Linked DNA regions of Homo sapiens: region 1 is linked to region 2. A link is an interaction called in ENCODE POLR2A ChIA-PET data of the cell type or tissue named here. Cell type or tissue: PC-9. All regions are shown on one strand. Each heading gives the region's core, and the rest is flanking DNA. Links, peaks and the distances in the headings are about the cores only. Region 1 overlaps LOC105372988 (a long non-coding RNA gene). Region 2 overlaps NF2 (NF2, moesin-ezrin-radixin like (MERLIN) tumor suppressor).

Evidence for each region. Peaks named below come from ENCODE experiments on the same cell type or tissue, not always from the same donor. Only the 100,000 strongest peaks of a DNase experiment are listed, where the experiment ranks them.
Region 1: POLR2A ChIA-PET joins it to region 2 with 6 read pairs; 2 of 35 experiments call an interaction of 5 or more read pairs at or near these places.

What each region holds. Positions count from the first base shown.
Region 1 is chr22:30,183,774-30,186,675 of GRCh38, forward strand. LOC105372988 (a long non-coding RNA gene) reads right to left here. Exons shown (of 3, transcript NR_188588.1): 3 at 1-1,008. It also overlaps a transcript of HORMAD2 not described here. Among named protein-coding and RNA genes, the nearest start is that of LIF-AS1, 54 kb to the right of the region's middle. In PC-9, for the core only: no CTCF peak of the experiment used is centred there; no DNase peak of the experiment used is centred there.
Region 2 is chr22:29,616,680-29,619,597 of GRCh38, forward strand. All of the region lies in intron 1 of NF2 (NF2, moesin-ezrin-radixin like (MERLIN) tumor suppressor), which reads left to right. Among named protein-coding and RNA genes, the nearest start is that of NF2, 15 kb to the left of the region's middle. In PC-9, for the core only: no CTCF peak of the experiment used is centred there; a DNase peak (open chromatin) is centred at 1,592; H3K4me3 peaks cover 1,794 bases; H3K27ac peaks cover 2,500 bases.

The DNA of each region.
Region 1 (2,902 bases), core at 1-2,500, 570 kb after region 2:
AAGACCAATCCTTAGTAGGTTGATATAGAAGGAAGTTGTCCAGAAGCCTTCAAGTGTACTTTTAACTTGTCAGTTAAAAGAAAGCCAGTAGCCTTACTTCATAGGCATTAGCCAGTGGGCAGATTTTCACTTCATTCCCCTGCCTTCAATGTGCACAACCCCATGATGTTTTCTTCTAAGAAATTATAACATTTAGAACTATCTCTGTATGTTAAAGAATTGGTGTGGTCAGGGCATTACTGAGAATGACAAGTATCTCTCCCTATCTGTGGGTCCCAGAATATGCATGTCATTCTGAAACCACAAGGAATGCGGTTAAATCCTCTGGTCGCATCTCTCAACAAAGATTTAGCTGTTTCACTGTTGCCTCCAAAGAGCTTTTTTCCTGGACTAAGATGTTAATTCACAGTGATGTCTACTAATGGGTCTTCCATAAAGAGGAGTCTATTAAAGGAATTAATTACATTACATGTTCAGAAACTTCCCAGCATAATGAAATGACTCTCTAGCTGAAATAGTATGAGAAGGAAACCATTGAACTAAATCATAATGGAGACAAGTTTCCATAAAGTGAAATGCAAGTTTGCTAATATAACTGTAGACTATGAGAGACAGAACAGTGAAAATGCTAATAATGAAACTTTTCACTCACTGATGGAGTTTTATTAAATATAGATCATCTTTTTCCAAACATTTCAAGTTACTTATCATCTTCTATTTGAGGCCTAAGTTTGCCACTTATTAACATTGTCAATTAACCTTAAAATGCTATTTTAATGTTTTGGTTTTTTTTTAAACAAGAAAATAGTTGTCCTCAGTCAACATAGAATAAAAGAAAATAGACTCAGGTTGCATTCGATGGCATTCAAATTCCAGAGGAGGTGGTAGAACGATCTATTCTGGAAATCTAGGTTGGTTTTGACACCGTGCTGCCTAAAGCCTGGGGAGTAGATTAGATGACTTTCTGCTCTCTTATTCCACAGTATGGTCCATTTTCACACTGCAAATCTACAGAAATGATAATAGCAGAAGAAAAAGATAACAGCAGGTTAAGTGTGGTGCTAGGGATTGTGCTGGCAACTGGCAAACCACCAATTCATTGGTTTCTAGGTAGATATGGGACAGTGGTGCAAGGCAGGGTAACATGGAATATTCATTACAGTCAAAGTCTGGATTGTAATCTTAATCTTGGTTCTCCCTTTATTTCTGGACAAGTCTCTTAGTTCTCTATTCCACTGTTTCTTTAGTTGCAAAATGTGGATAGTGAACCTGTCTTTCCACCTAGGGTTTTTAACAACCAGGAGATAGAAGCAGTGGGTTATGACAGTCTACTCTAAATCTGGCACAGTACCTGTGATCCCTCTGCCTGGGCTCTGGGATAGTTTGGAGGAGGAATGGAGGGTTCCCTTGAGGGACCAGCCCATTCATCATCAGTGGTTCTAGAGAGATCCTGATCCCAGGAACCAGGAGAGCCTGGACCAGTTCTCTGGCCCCTCCTCCAGGCATTTGGGTTACTGTCGAGCAAAAGCGAGCTTCGTCGGAACCTAGTTTATGCTTAACTGAAACTTGGGCATTAGTCAGAAACAACTCAGCCTTCAAAATGAGGCCCACAGGGAAGCTGTTTTTATTAATGAAACTCATTTATGATTATAGTATATAAAGCAATCATTTGCATGCTATGAACTGTTTAAGAGATTATGGTGATGATACAATGTGTAGAGAGGTAGAAAAGTTACAGAGTTTACAAGACGATAAACCACCTTTCAATAACTTACTATTGTTTAGATTTCAAGTGCTTCTTAAAATGGATAAGCTAAATAAACTCTAACATAGTTCTAGCTAAAAGTCATTAGTCTAACAGTTCTGGTGGAAACTGTTAAACCAATTCTGCAACCAAAAAGATAAACAGCTAAAAACTGCCAGGTATCAGTATTATTGTAATATTCCCTTTATCAAAAACCTATAACTGAAATTTATAGGTAAGAGTTTACAGTAAGCAGCAGGTACCTGGAAACTTGTCAGTTAAGGTTTCCCTTTATAGAAGAACCTCTGCTGTAAGCTTTTCAGCCCTCTAAAGCCAGTAAAATTAAAAAAAAAAAAATAAAAAGAGCTTTCACTATTAGTTTCTAAGGAAATTATATAAAGGTCATAATACTAAGAGAAAAGCTTTAAATTGTCATTTCCAATAGGACATAAGCCTCCTAAGAAAAAAACAACCTTGTGTGTTTTTCTTGGGGGGGGAGGCATATATAAATAACAATCAAAAATCTTTTTCTTTCTTGATTTAATTTTAAAGGTGATAGTTAACTAAATCACTTTAAAATGACTTCCTGCTGCTCCCCCAACCTCCTCAAAATTAAGAATACAACAAATATTTGCATAGGTTTATTATTCACATTTAATCATGAATAATTCACTTTGTACAGACAGCTGGGTAAACAAGAGATTTGGAGTTTCCTTTTTCTAGAATATTTTTCCATTGGCTGAAAGGAAACAGCATCAGTGGTGATTTTATATGATTTTCAGTGCCATCTTGTTTTCTCTCCTCTGGATAGGAGACCCCTCCTCCCTCCCTCCTTCTGTCCTTTTTTTTTTTTTTTTCTGTTTACTTATTTCTGCCAGCTTTTGGGCTACACCTCATCAACATAACATTTTTCATTACAAAATGAAAAAATAGCTCAATCATTCAGTTTTTTATTCTGCAAGACAACATAAAGTGTTTGTTTCTCACTTTCCACAATATTAGAGTTTTTTTAAACTGTGGGTTTGCTTTTGTGTGAAGACCCTCTTACTGATGGGAAAATATCTTTCAGAACTAATTCTGCCTCATCATTACCTCCTCCATCTTTTCCTATCAGCCATTAACAATTTCACAATTATTTGACTGTCTGCCACAAAGTTG
Region 2 (2,918 bases), core at 204-2,703:
TGTGGTGAGCTGAGATCACGCCGTTGCACTCCAGCCTGGGCAACAAGAGTGAAACTCCGTCTCAAGAAAAAAAAAAAAAAAAAGTAAAAATCATTCTTAGTTCTCAGGCCACACAAAAATAGGTGGTGGGTTGGATTTGTCCTGTGGGCCATAGTTTGCTGATCTCTGATCTAAGTTACTATTTGATAGATGTTAGATGTTGTGAGAGGGTAAGAGAGACTAGCCTATAAGGAAAGGGATTTTAGTTTTTTGGGGGTTTTTTTTTTTGAGACGGAGTCTCGCTCTGTCGCCCAGGTTGGAAAGCAATGGTGTGATCTCAGCTCACTGCAACCTCTGTCACCCAGGCTCAAGCGATTCTTCTGCCTCAGCCTCCCAAGTAGCTGGGATTACAGGCATGTGCCACCATGCCCGGCTAATTTTTGTATTTTTAGTAGAGATGGGCTTTCACCATGTTGGCCAGGCTGATCTTGAACTCCTGACTTCAGGTGATCCGCCCTCCTTGGTCTCCCAAAGTGCTGGGATTACAGGTGTGAACCACTGTGTCCATCCAGGAAAGGGATTTTGTATGACATTTTTCAGCCGCAATTTTGCCAGGAAAAGCTCTTTTTTCTTCATTAAGTAGATTCCAGACCCAAAGATGTTGGACAGTATTATCAGCTAGAGCAAGGTTTTTCAACCCTGGCACTATTGACATTTTGGCTGGATGATTCTTTGTTGTGGGGAGCTGTCTTGTATGTTCTAGGATGTTTAGCAGGATCTCTGGCCTCTACCTACTAGATGCCAGTAGCATTCCCCCACCCCATCCCAGTTGTTGTGACAACCAAAAATGTCTTCAGACATTGTCAAGTGTCCCTGGGGTAGGGAGGACACCCTCCAATCTCCTCTTTCTCCCTACCCAACCTCCATGACCACATTGAGAACCACTGATCTATAGAAAAGGATAATAGTAGTGACATTCAGAGAGGCAGGATGGTATAGTGCAAAGCTTGCCAAACTTTAATTTTACATAAATGACCTGGGGAATCTTGGAAAAATGTAGGTTCTGATTCAGTAGTTCTGGGATGGAAGTGAGAATTTTGTATTAATAACAAACTCTCAGGTGATGATACCTGTGCCACCGGCCCAAGGACCACACTTTGAATAGCAGAGCAGTAGTAGAAAGTGCATCGGCTTTGAAAGAAGACAGACCTGGGCTTGAATTCTAGCTAAAATACTTCTACTTTGGACAAGTTACATAGCTCTCTGGACCTTATTTTCTCATTGGTAAAATGAGACTAATAATGCTGACCCTGCAGAGTTCTTATAAGGATTCATGGAATGCATAGTCCCTGGCAGAAAGGAAGATATAGGAGGGACTATAATTGGCCTAAAGTAGGAGGCTCTGGTTACCATGGGCACTGCCCTGTTGTGATTTATCAAGCCATTACACCTCACTGAACCTCAGATTTCCAGTGGAAAAACCTGTTTGTAAACCATGTTCACATATTCTGTTGAAAGTAATCATAGTTTGATTTATGATGATAGGGCTCAGGTAAGTGATTAGTTTTATTCTCCTGCCTGCTTTTTATGTTGTCCATTAATGAGCAAGGTGCTGATGCAAGGAGATGGCAGATGCATTTTGAAAAAAAAGGAGAGAGAGAGTACTTGTAGAATTCTTGACTTTATTGAGGTCAAATGTAGGTGGCTTTTCAAGAAGGACTCAATTTCAGAACCGGTGGCATTTAACATATGAGTCATGTTACCTTATGCTAATAAGTTCAGACTTTTTTTCTTTTTACTGCAGAGATAGGGGGAAAAATCTCCTGCACTACTTGCTGCATTGCTCAATTGGCTGGATGCTTTGGAAGATTTTTCCACTTGAAAGATTTGTTGTTTGTCATTTTGAGAAAGTGGGTGCTGAGTGTAATTTGCCAGGAGGCTAAACGGCTATGTTATTTCTTATCTAGGCTGGAATTTTACTCTAATAATTCAATCTATCAGTAAGAAAAGCCAAATAGGAAGTTGTAAGAGATCCTAATACTATCTTATATTGAAAACAAAGCCTCCTTCTCCTGTTGTTTGGCATTCTAAATGTTTTCACATACCTAAGTGAGATTATGATTGTATTAAATACCAACATTGCAGATCATTCCAGCATACAAGTGGACGTAAGTTGTCCATAACAGAAGGAACTTTCTAAAGGGGAAGACAGATAGAACAATTCTGGCATTTTCAGTAAAATCTTAAATCCTAGGCTCCCTAGGACCAGGCAAACCATCCCCTTCAAGGATGTAAACTCTGGAGGGCAGTGTAGTTGTACAGGGTAATAGTTCTATACTCTATATTAGTGCAACAAGAAACTTCTATTCCTGTTTCAGAAGTAAGACTGTTATCTACCTTTTTTTTTTTGAGATGGAGTTTCACTCTTGTTGCCCAGACTGGAGTGCATGATCTCAGCTCACCAAAACCTCTGCCTCCTGGGTTCAAGTGATTCTCCAGCCTCAGCCTCCCGAATAGCTGGGAATACAGGCATGTGCCAACACGCCCTGCTAATTTTTAGATTTTTAGTAAAGACAGGGTTTCTCCATGTTGGTCATGCTGGTCTCGAACTCCTGACCTCAGGTGATCCACCTGCCTTGGCCTCCCAAAGTGCTGGGATTACAGGCACGAGCCACTACGCCTGGCCTGTTATCTACCTTTTTACCGCTGTGCTCTCCCATGGGTTTTTTTTGTTTGTTTGTTTGTTTGTTTGTTTTGAGATGGAGTCTCGCTCTGTTGCCCAGGCTGGAGTGCAGTGGCGTGATCTCAGCTCACTTCAACCTCTGTCTCCTGGGTTCAAGCAATTCTCCTGCCTCAACCTCCTGAGTAGCTGGAATTACAGGTGCCTGCCATCATGCCAGGCTAATTTTTGTATTTTTAGTAGAGATGGGGTCTTACCA